2 separate regions of the Homo sapiens genome follow, and region 2 is linked to region 1. Evidence: chromatin contacts called from ENCODE Hi-C or POLR2A ChIA-PET data. All regions are on one chromosome and are shown on one strand. The core of a region is the stretch at or near the end of the contact, and the rest is flanking DNA. Distances in the headings are between cores, read along the strand shown. Region 1 overlaps MAST4 (microtubule associated serine/threonine kinase family member 4). Region 2 overlaps MAST4 (microtubule associated serine/threonine kinase family member 4).

Region 1 (5,626 bases), core at 1,185-3,684:
TTATTATAAAAATGGCTACATTTTTTCGTGTTTAGCATTTGATCTACATCATGCATAAAGATCTTTTCAACATATTTATTGTTTATATGCATAAATAAAATTCATAAGAAATGTCTGTCAATGCAAATAATCTAATGAATATCTTAACTAGATATATCAGTGAAATATGCTGATATACTTAAAACTAAATTTAGAAAATGTTATTTAAGAAAAACTTAAAAAATTTCTAAGAAACGTACACTACCATACATACTAAGGTACATACACTACCACAATAGGCAAAACAATGAACAATTTAGATTTTTTAAAAAATGAAAACATGAACAACAAACCCTCACAATTCCATTAGTTATTTAAAATCTATCAAAAAGGGGTAGAAAAGTGATTTCAAAAATGTGATTCAAAAAAAATATCAAAAAGAAATGTCTAAATAAAACCCCCAAATAAAATATACTTGTTTGGTCAATATACAAACAGATTTACATTACAGTCATCCTGGGTGCATCTACTCCTCTATACAGATTTCTAATCTTTATAAATAGATGATTCATTATGAATGCAATGTAGAGTGAAAGAAAACAGGCTATTTCATCTATGAATACATGAGAAAGTTAAAAGAAGAGAAGTTAAAAACAAATTACCTCAGAATTTGAACAGTTTACCATATTTAAGGTATGGGTAGTATGTTACACAAAACAAATTATCGAAGGTATATCTTATTGACAAATGCCATGAATAATCAAAGCATAATTCATCACTGAAAGTGTCTCCTCTAATCTTTTTTCCTTTCAACATGAAGCTAGAGATGATATTAAAATTACAACAGACTTGGAACTTTCTGGGATCTCTCTCAACAATGAAATAGAAAACTTTTAAACATCAAATGATCCCAAAGTAGCAAAGCCAGTGTTTATATAATATAGGCTGATATATTTCCATATGTACATGAAATAAATCTGTATACTTATGAAATGGGGTCTTCGCCTTATGAATGAATTTGTTGCTAAAATTTTCAAGGGTAGAGGGACACTTTACACAGCATTTCATTCCCAAATACCTATATCTTGATATATATATCTAAATACTTTTAAAATCCTAGGACCCTACTGAGATATTCTGTAGAAAACCTTTCCAGGGTACAGGAAGGAAGAGTCATCCAATCTCAGTATTACCTGCTTCTGGGATATCTGACAGTCACCTAATCTTATTACTCTAAGTACCTGATTCCCAATAAATGAATTAAAATCTGCACTTAACTCCAACAGTAAGAAAACTTCAAGTGGGTTAGAACTGCATCTGTCACCCAGGTTGCCACAGCACCTGGCAATGCCCACATTAATAATAACATTGGTGCAAAATGCTGAGCTGACCTCTGTCCTCCAGGTATCACACACTTTCCTGCCCATGAAAGCAGAAGTTTATGGCACCTGCACGTCAGGCAGTCTCTCCAGGTGTTCATGGCCACACCTACTCATTTAACCCATTAAATGATAAAACAGTGGAAACATCTCCACTCAGGCAAATTAAAGGCTCCTTCCTTTTCACCAGCACAACTAAGTCAATTCTGCCTTGTTTTTTTTTTTTCAAGCAAAGTCACCCAAGGGAAAAACAGGTGATGTCCGACCAGATTAAACATGAATACTACTTCTCCTGTAGCAGAAATATCTTTTTTATAACTCACCCTTATCTAAGCATTTGAGCTTGTAAAGAGTTATCTCCAGTTTTCATCCTCAGGGATACAGGGACATGACCGCAAAAATGAAACTAAAGAAAAGTTATGAACTCAAATTGCAGCTATTCCATCCCCAAATACATTCTTTTGACTTCATTCTTCAACAGCTAGAAGCCATTCACCATGCCCATGCTCCGACGTGAAAGCCCAACATGAGACTAACCACTTCCCACAAAGTACCCTCTATCAGTTCTCCAGTTGAAGCAGCACATGGAAAAACTTACTTTCCTGTGGGTGAGTTGCACAGTTTGTTCTCTGAATTTGGAAAGTGACAACTATTGTTCTATTAACACAATGGCACAGAGTCACTACTTGCAAATTCAGAATTTAGGCTGAGAAGACAGTCATATAACAACTTGAGACAATGGCATAAACAATGGATTAGGACAGGAGCTGATGATCACAAGCATTTATTTTTACTTCATTTATCTGGTACCTCCTTGGGAAGCTCCTCCTAGGGGCAACTATGAGACACAGAAAGATAACTTAGACACAGAGCACAAGAAATGCACCTTGCTGACTACAGAATCCGAGAAGAATGGGAAGGGGAAAAGATGTTCTGATGATAGGACCTTGAGGGAGGACTGGCTGCCCCTGAGGGGCAGGAGGTGAGCAGGCATGGACAGAACACTGCGTGTAAGAATGTCACAGCTGAACAGGTGCTTGGGTGGAGATGCTTTGGAGTGACATGAGGTCACCACCAGGAAGTGTTTTGTCTGCATGGTTTTTGCTCAGGCAGGTGAAATGAGGACTGAAAGAGGCACCACACCTGCTCCCTGAGTTCACTATTACCATCGCGAAAACAGTTTCACAAGGAGCTTCTCAATTTCTTAATTACTGCCAACAGCACCTCCCATTTGCTAAGAAGGTGAAGAGACAGGCCATGCATTTCATCATCTAAGTCAGGCCTGGCTCAGTGTGAGGGACAAAGAGGACTATGGGCTACTAAGCTGGAGGCAGGTGGGAAAGGAGGTGTATGTATTTTTGGTTCCAAGTACCCCATTCCATTTCTGCAGAAGTTGTCCTTATGCTCTGTGCTCCATAAGAAAGGCTTGGTGGGACCTGTAAAAGTTTCACACCTGGGTCTGCCACTTGTCTCCTGGCAGAAGAACCTGTTAGCCATCCCCTACCAGGTCTCTGAAAGCTGTGAAGCCCACCAGGCTGTGGCCTTTTCCAATTACTCTGAGTAGCTGAAATCCAACTTAATTTTAAATTACATTCACTTTGAGACATAAATTCTGATCATTTCTGACCATGGCAAGAAAAATGAAGAGAGGAAACCCCGACAGGCAGTGATTTTTACATTGACAGCTGACTTGAAAGGTCAACATTCAGTAAAAAATAAGACTAACCACCATTGAGGGGCAGTAATAATATAGTGAATTGAGTAAGAGGGGCCCCGGTAATTCTGGAAAGCTAGAATTATTACATCGTCCTAATGAAAATTTGATAAATTTGCACAGGAGACCCATCATAGACCAAAGCTTTACTGTCCATGAACATCTGCTAACTATTTCCTCACACCTTTAGAGAAGATGAACATTTGAATATTTCTTAAAGAAGAAGGCTGAAGTGGAAGAAATAGGGCATGACCAGGAGGCAGAAATTGTCTAGCTAATGTGGTAATGCTGCATAAATGTTATGAACTAAGCAGCTTTCTGTCTCCATTTCTTCACAATGAAGGGATTGAAACAGATGAGATAAATATTCATAAACTTACTTTTTTTGGTCTCAAAAATTTTAATAGAAAAATAATCCAACAAATCCTACCACACTGGAACAAGCAACTGTATCATTTGTGCTATTTGTTTCCAATCTTTAAAAAAGATATAGAAACTAGAAAGAGAACAAAATGTACTCTCTGAAGTCCAAGCCAATAACATATTCCAGTCCCCAAAAGGCAACTACTGAAAGAACTGGGGCTTGCAGCTTGCCCATTCATTCTTGGTATGGTAGTGTATATATATATATATATACGTATATATATATATACACGTATATATATATATATATACGTATATATATATATGTGTGTGTATATATATATATACATATATATATATATATGCTATATGTATAACCACACTATATGTGTGTGCTTCCACTTTTCACTAGTAGTATCACATAACAGGAAAAACAGAGACTTGAAATTGTACAAAAGAAATTAACAGTTACCTTTTAGTGGCTTGTTGGGCTTTGTATAGCAGACGATCCCTGGGAATTATTTGATTCTGTAAAGGTATACACATTGTTTTTCTATTGACTAGGTGATTTAAAAACTCTGTAGAAGCTGAAGTTAAGTAGAAAACTGGGAGTAATGCAAATGATTCCCATCCATAATAATGTAAATGAATTTTATCTGGTGAAGATACAATTAATGTCCACCCCAAGGAAAGATGACCTCAAATATTTACTATCACTGTCCTATAAGATACTAATTTTGCATCTATGAGCAAATTTGTTTCATAATTCCTGACTATTTATGTATATCTATTCATATATGTCTGATTTTAAAAAAATCTCTTTGAACCTGTTTTAATATGTTACTGCTGCCCTCACTGATATGTTAAACAAAATATTTGATACATGTTCACTTCATATTTGTATGACAGTCATGTTTTTGACTTTTGGATGAATTATACTTTTGGATGAATGTCTACAGAATTAGATATTCTGTAACTTACTTTTTTTCACTCAACATTATGTTTTTGAGGTTTAACCATGGCAACGTAAATATGGGTCTAATTCATTCCCTTTTTAGATTATTCCTTTGAAGCAAATTTTAGGATTCCTAAATGCACTAAAATTATATATCATGGACATTTCTTTTTCCTCTTTGCAACATTAAAGATCTAGAACTCTGTGCATTTGATTGAAAAAGCTTTGAAAAATGTCTTTGATAAGAGGCTATATTTGAAAGAAAAATTATATCATGCAACATAAAGCAAATATTTCTTAAAATCTTTGGACACCTCTTGCCCAAATCCTGCTTATTGCTGCTTCACCTGGATATCTCTATTTTTGCCTACATTCTGTTGTCTTCTCCCAGAAATAATTGTCTTTCTCATGTAAATCAGTCGACCCTTTCTTTCTAGGCATCTTCAAGTCTACATCTCCACCACTTTTTCTGAATAGCACAAGGTCACACCTAGTAGCTGGCTGGATAAGCACTATTCCTCCTTAGAAGGCAGCAGAGACAAACAACAAAGCTGTTCTCTGCCTTTGTCACACACCCTTTGCTACTAATGTGAAGTTAAGAAACTCGCTGGGATCCTCTTCCCTATGGCCCATGAAATCAGAGCTCCACCCAGGCTTTCATTAATTACTTCAATAAATTACTTTCTGAGTGCCTAAGATATGCTAGGCACTATTCTAAACAAACAAAAATCTCTGCTCTCAAGGGAGCTTACATTTTGGAGGGAAAAGCAGAAAATGAACATAACAAATTTGTAAAATTTGTGGTACATGAGATAGCGATGGAGGAAAAATAATGCACAAAGTAGGACAGAGATTGCAGGGGTGGGAGTTCACAATTTCAAACAGGTGGTCAGGAAAGGCCTCACTGGGGAGGTGAGAGAGGATAAGACCAGAAAGCAAGGAAGTGAGCATTCAGCAAGAGCAGAGGCCCTGAGGCCAGAGTGTTCTAGGAGCAGCAGGCAGGCCAGCATGGCAGGCGTGCAGAGAGCCAGGGAAGAGTGCCAGCAGAGGATGGTAGAGCCATGGCAGGAGGCAGGTCTGCAGCAGCCTGCAGGCCACAGTGCAGAGTCTGGTCCCTGAGTGACAAGGGAAGCTGTTGGAAGGTTCTGAACATAACCTGACTTTTGTTTTTAGAGAATCATTCTGGCTGCTAGATTAAAAGGAGGAAGCAGGATGAATGGACTCTTATAGCCTGTG
Region 2 (5,486 bases), core at 1,356-3,855, 39 kb before region 1:
AGGCTCAGCAATGTGCACCAAATGGAAGGTAACAGAGGCCTAGGAGTGGAATCTCCATGTTGCCTGAGGAAAAATCAACTCTAAAATGGAGAGACATATCCCAGATGTTACATAAAAATACACCAATTTGAGTTTTCATAACACAGGGTTCTGTTTACTTGAATAACAATTTAAAATGATGATCACTCATGTCCTAAACTAAATTAATACTTTTTGAAGAGTGTGGAGGGAGTTCCATTCGGAAATTCATGCAAAATGAACTAGAGGTCTCCTGTGATAATCTCCTGTCACGGTTTATGGTTTATTTGTCAAAAATTAACATGCCTGGGGGGGTTATGTATTTTTTTAATAGCATGGAAACCAGATTCACGTGTCCTTGAGTCACCTATTTAATTATTAGATTCTCTCCATTTTTATAAATCTGCCAGGATTAAGATACCGTGATTTCTGTCATGTTTAAATGCACTCCATGAGATTTCCATTTTGCTTATTACTTATAATAATTAAATGCATTCTCCCCTTTATAGAGATATGTTTTAAAGACTATAGTAAACACTTGTTTATCAATTTTTATAGGATATTCTTTCCACTTGGAATAGTAGCACTATTATGAATTAATATTCACTGGGTAAACAGGCTTTCTGGGACCAGTACATTTTCTTACAGTACTAAATAAGCTGAAAAAAGAAAAGCTGGAGCTGGGGGTAAAAACAGTGTATGGGTCTCAATAAGTTCCCTGGAGATGATGTTTTTATCACTCTTGTATTGTCCCCATGGTGAGATACATAAAGGCATTTAACACATGATGGGAAACAACTAAACTATGAAAGAACAAACTTTTTTACATCAGATTTATAATGAAATCTTAATTACACAGAACTCTGAAAATGCCGCAACTTTTTTTTCTAGACTTAGTAACGTAAAATGCATGACATGCTGACAAACGGTCGTGAGGGCACTGCAAGTTTTGCTAGTTAGTCACATGTGTAAGAACAAGTATTTTTTTTTAACCTACCTATATGTCTTTATTAAGTCCTACTTTAATCCACTTTAGGATATAGTTAGGTCTCTGAGGAAAACTGAACAAATATCTAGGACATTCAGACCATAAACCGAGTTTATCCTGAATATTCAGAAACTTGGCTGAAGGTGCCATTTTGTTTTCTCGGTGTTTTTCCTGGGCAGAGGAGGACAAGCTATGCATGTGAGAGGGATGAAGGAGCCCAGGAAGGTGAAGGATTGCATCTGACAGGGCGAAGCAGACAAATTTCACATGCAGAACACAGAAGAGATGACTGTGCACACTCCTCTGACTTGGCTACGTCATAGCAGAAAATCCACAATGAACATGGTGTGACATGACATTGTGTGCCTGCTATCCTCTGAACAATGAAAACACTTCCTCTTGACTCAGTGGTCCCGTTATGAGACATCTATCTTTGACGGCTGGTGCCCAATTGCAAACATGATAGGAAGAGAAAGCAGAAAACATCCTATAGCCCATGCATGGCTTTTTCTCAATGGGATCACTAAATTGCTGCCTTGAAACTGTTAAAGCAGGTGTGTTAAAACAAAGCTTTGTGGCAGCCTAAGCTCTTTGGCCAGTGGGGCTTTGGAGAAGGCCTTACAGAATAATGAGCAGGACCTCACAAGGCATGGAGCAGGGGAGGGGGAGAAGCGGGGAGGGGGAGAAGCGGGGAGGGGGAGGGGGGAAGTGAGATGGGGGAAAAGTGGGGAGGGGGAGAAGGGGAAGTGGGGAGGGGCAGAAGGGGAAGTGGGGGGAAGGGGAAGTGGGGAGGGGGAGAAGTGGGGACGGGAAGAAGTGGGGAGGGGGAGAAGTGGGGAGAGGGAGAGGAAAATGGGATTCTCTCTATAAGACCTTATGCCTCCACTCACAAAAAGTCCTTACCTCCGTGCAAATGAAAAATGGGCTGAGGCACTGGGGGAGAAATTTCTTGGACTATCTTGAGGGCTATTTCCTAGAGAAAGAGAAAAGAGAGAAATTTACTACATGATTTTGTGTATCATTTCCACATCAATAATTCTCTCCTTAGAAATAAGTTTATTTACATTTCTGTAGAATGTCCTTTCCTCCAATAATGCTTTAGTTTTACCTGGACCAGGGATGGTGGGGTGGGCGGTGGGGAGGAGATGGGGATGGGGGAGCATGAGTTCCAGCACAGCTTTCTAAGTGTGCAAGACACATGAATAAACACTTTCAGCTATATCACCAACCAGGAGTCCTGCATGGAGATAACAATACAAATATTTCAATCTGATAGAGTAATGAATATATACAAGTCTTGGTTGTGACCCTCCAGATGCGAACATTTCAATGAGCAGGATGCATGGGTAAGCATATGCTTCAGTTGGAGGTGTTTTCCATTTTAGCAGGCAGCCTTAGTACTTTTTGTTTACAGTAGAATGAATAAGAGTCTGAGTTCCTGAAGATAAATCCTCATATTCTGAAGCACATATTTTAAAGGTGGATGTGTCAGAACTAGTTGTAAAACACTGGGAAGACCACAGCAGTTTGGACCTATTTCTCAATGACCCAGATCTATCTCAGCATTGCCAAGTGGCTCAGCAGGATTACCCGTTGTCAATATTTTCCTCAACAATCCCTCTGCTCCTAAGCAGCTGGACTGTGACTGGCCAGGCAGCCTCAAAAAGCCACAGCCACACAAAGGCTGGCAGAGCTCATCTTCCCCAGGCCTTCAGGGGTGGTGTGGGGCAGTGATTGCTCGTTGGAAGGAGGGCAGCTCCTCTGGGGCTTGTTACTTTCTCCATTAGCCCACTCAACCTGCTGCTGATCATTGAGAAAGCTTGGCCAGCAGCTGGCGAGGGCAAGTTCAGGACACTCCAGACCACCCTGCTTCCCTCTGCATGTTTAATTAGATTGGCGGAATTGTCTGAGGACCACATGGAACTGTAGCTGGTTTAAATAAGTGGGCAAGGAAAGGCTGCAAAGCAATCCTGTACCTTCTAGAAAAAGGAAAAAGGAAAAATAAATCAGGAAGCTATGTTTAATCCCTAAGGGCAAGCCAATTGCCACATTACTGGTTTCTTAATGAAAGTGACTATTGTAATTGGGTGTAAGGAAGACAAGATTTTATGTCAAAGTCAGTACATGGCTGTAAAGGTAGAAACAATTTATTACCAGTGTGCAGAAAGAATAGACTAACACATTAAGGAGGATAAGTTTAGTGTTACCTTGAGGACTTTTGGACTGGCTATATCTCTACCGAAATTTCTCAATTAACTGAAGGTTGCAAATTTTATAGTGATGTCTTCAACAAATGACATTAACTTTAAGACAGACAGCACAATCACAGCCATTTAACTGGGAAGCGCTGAGAAGCCCATTTCTTTATGGATAGAGAATCATGAAGCATTTTTCCCCCTGCTGCAATGAAATTTATCATGGCTTTGCATCTGTTATTCCTTGGGCCCCTGGAGAAATGAATTCTGCTTTTGCCATCCAGTAATCCAGGATTCATTTTGTCCATTTATCTACACACAGCTAAATTAAGTTCTTTCAACTTCTCTCAATAGCCTTCATCCCCTCTCCCAACACCCCTAATTTAGCTTGTATACTTCTCCTCATATTCCTTTAAAAATCTCAAATTTCAAGATGGCTAAAAATTTTGTTTCCTAAAGGAAATAATCTAATGCCAGAAATATTCATATAAATTTTGTTTTTCATTTGGGAAAAGTGTTCAATTTGCTCACACACCATAAAGAGCAAACTACCAGTAAATAATTAGGCGTAACACAATAACTGATTATCTGAAGCCAAGACATTCTAAGAACAATCCCTGCTACACTTATTCACTCAAAATGAAATCATAAGGCCAATGAAACCTGGCACCGAATTCTTAGCCCTGTGTTCTTTGTAAAGAAAACACTATACCTGGAGATTACAACGTGATCAACTAGAACAATACAGAGAGCTTATTAATATATATTTTTTAATCTGAAGAAAGAAGAAACAAAGAATTGACTTAAAACCCTTTTCACTTTTAGGGATATTAGTGAATGGTCCCCATGCTGACCCTTCATCTTCAGGATGAATGGGCAGAGATATAGATAAAGAGGTGAATTTAACTCTGCTCTAAAAAATAAAAAAATAATAAAAATAAAACAAGGCTGCCACTAACCATTTCCCATATTCAGATTTTGCCTTCGCATCTTAGGCTGCCTTTCTAGGTCCATTGCTTGAACATTTTCCTCATTTTCTTCTCATCTACTACACTGCTGTAAAACCTAACTTAAATTCCCACATCTTCAACTTCAAGACTATAGAGGTGTTAGTTCTATCTTACTAATCGCAGATGTTTCTGCTTCATGTCAGACCAAAAAGCTAAATTAAAATGCAAATATATATATACGTATACACACATATACATACACATATGAATTATCATTAAGGCTCTTAACTGTCAGAGGATATTAGAGAAAATGAGTGAGAGTGATGTGGGCTAGAGCAACTGATAATTCCTTAAGGACAAGGGACTCTAGCTCAATTTCAGGGCAGTTTAGCAGGTTTTAGGTAAGAGGAGAAACAGAAGGTGACTTCAGGAAGGAGTCAGAAACAACCCAAACACAGTAGGGCAAGGCAATCGAGACAGTTTCTCTGACTGAAGGGAATTCAGACTGGGAAAGCCAATGAGCTGTGTTTATTGGTACTGATTAGTTAGAGGCTTTAAGAAATACTTGGAGGCAAGAGAGAGATGCTGGAGGTTCTAAGCTGGCCTGAGTGTAATTGGTATGGGTGGCCAGGGGAGTAGCAGAGGAGGAGGGACCTAGACCAGGACATGGAAGGTCAAGAGAAAGGATATTCTGGTGGGCAAACCAAGCATAGTCGTTAGCAGATTAGAAACGAGTGAAAAAGGATACAGGCTAAAAAAGTGACTGATGTTTCCAATGTGGGTAGATTGGGAAAATGACTGACCCTCTAATAGGAAATTTTGGGAGAGAAATGGAGTCGTGGTGGTAACAGAAGAAAAGGGTCAATGAGCATTCTATAGACTTCTGTGTTACTTATTACAGAAATTCCTCCATTTTCCTTAGGGAGGAATTATAAGACTAGCAGATTAGGCAGGTAGAAGTCAATCTCTGAAGTCTTTGTTCTTATTTGAAATAAAAATTGACTCCTACTCAGTCTCTGAAGACTTAGCAATACTATTTTGTTATACAGTGATCAAAATACTGCTAATTTAGAACAGGCCAAATTATAAAGCACATGTTATATGTTCTAAACTCAGCGATGAGGACTTGACTGCTGTGCACATGCACAGTGCTTCCCCAGGATGAGAGTAAGAAGGAGTGAAACCCGAGTCTTATACATGACCTTCACTCCTCATAGCACTGCTCTCTGAATTCATCCACCCATCTGCAAAGCAATACCTGAGAGACTCCCAAATGAAAACTGGTGCCAGTTAATTCTCTGCCCATATGTGCAGCACTTGCTTATAACTAAAATC

What was found. A loop is a pair of places that touch in the nucleus more often than their neighbours do. ChIA-PET counts read pairs that join two places held with the same protein, here RNA polymerase II (POLR2A). Pooled maps may share reads with other maps.
Region 2: a map of gastrocnemius medialis shows a loop between it and region 1 (2.5-fold over the local background). The contact joins two enhancer-like sites. A Hi-C loop is called at or near these places in 13 of 168 maps with a recorded cell type or tissue (DLD1, HCT116, HepG2 and 10 more) and 2 of 50 pooled maps. POLR2A ChIA-PET finds 5 or more read pairs at or near these places in 5 of 52 experiments (Caco-2, MCF 10A, PC-9 and 2 more).

The regions. Positions count from the first base shown.
Region 1 is chr5:67,047,144-67,052,769 of GRCh38, reverse strand. All of the region lies in intron 4 of MAST4 (microtubule associated serine/threonine kinase family member 4), which reads right to left. Among named protein-coding and RNA genes, the nearest start is that of MAST4-AS1, 46 kb to the right of the region's middle. Within about 2 kb of position 2,434, at least 2 of the 41 ENCODE cell types and tissues checked have a DNase peak (open chromatin) inside an H3K27ac peak, as active enhancers do; they include gastrocnemius medialis, where a contact is called at or near this core.
Region 2 is chr5:67,086,655-67,092,140 of GRCh38, reverse strand. MAST4 (microtubule associated serine/threonine kinase family member 4) reads right to left here. Exons shown (of 29, transcript NM_001164664.2): 6 at 1,910-1,979. Among named protein-coding and RNA genes, the nearest start is that of MAST4-AS1, 85 kb to the right of the region's middle. Within about 2 kb of position 2,605, at least 4 of the 41 ENCODE cell types and tissues checked have a DNase peak (open chromatin) inside an H3K27ac peak, as active enhancers do; they include gastrocnemius medialis, where a contact is called at or near this core.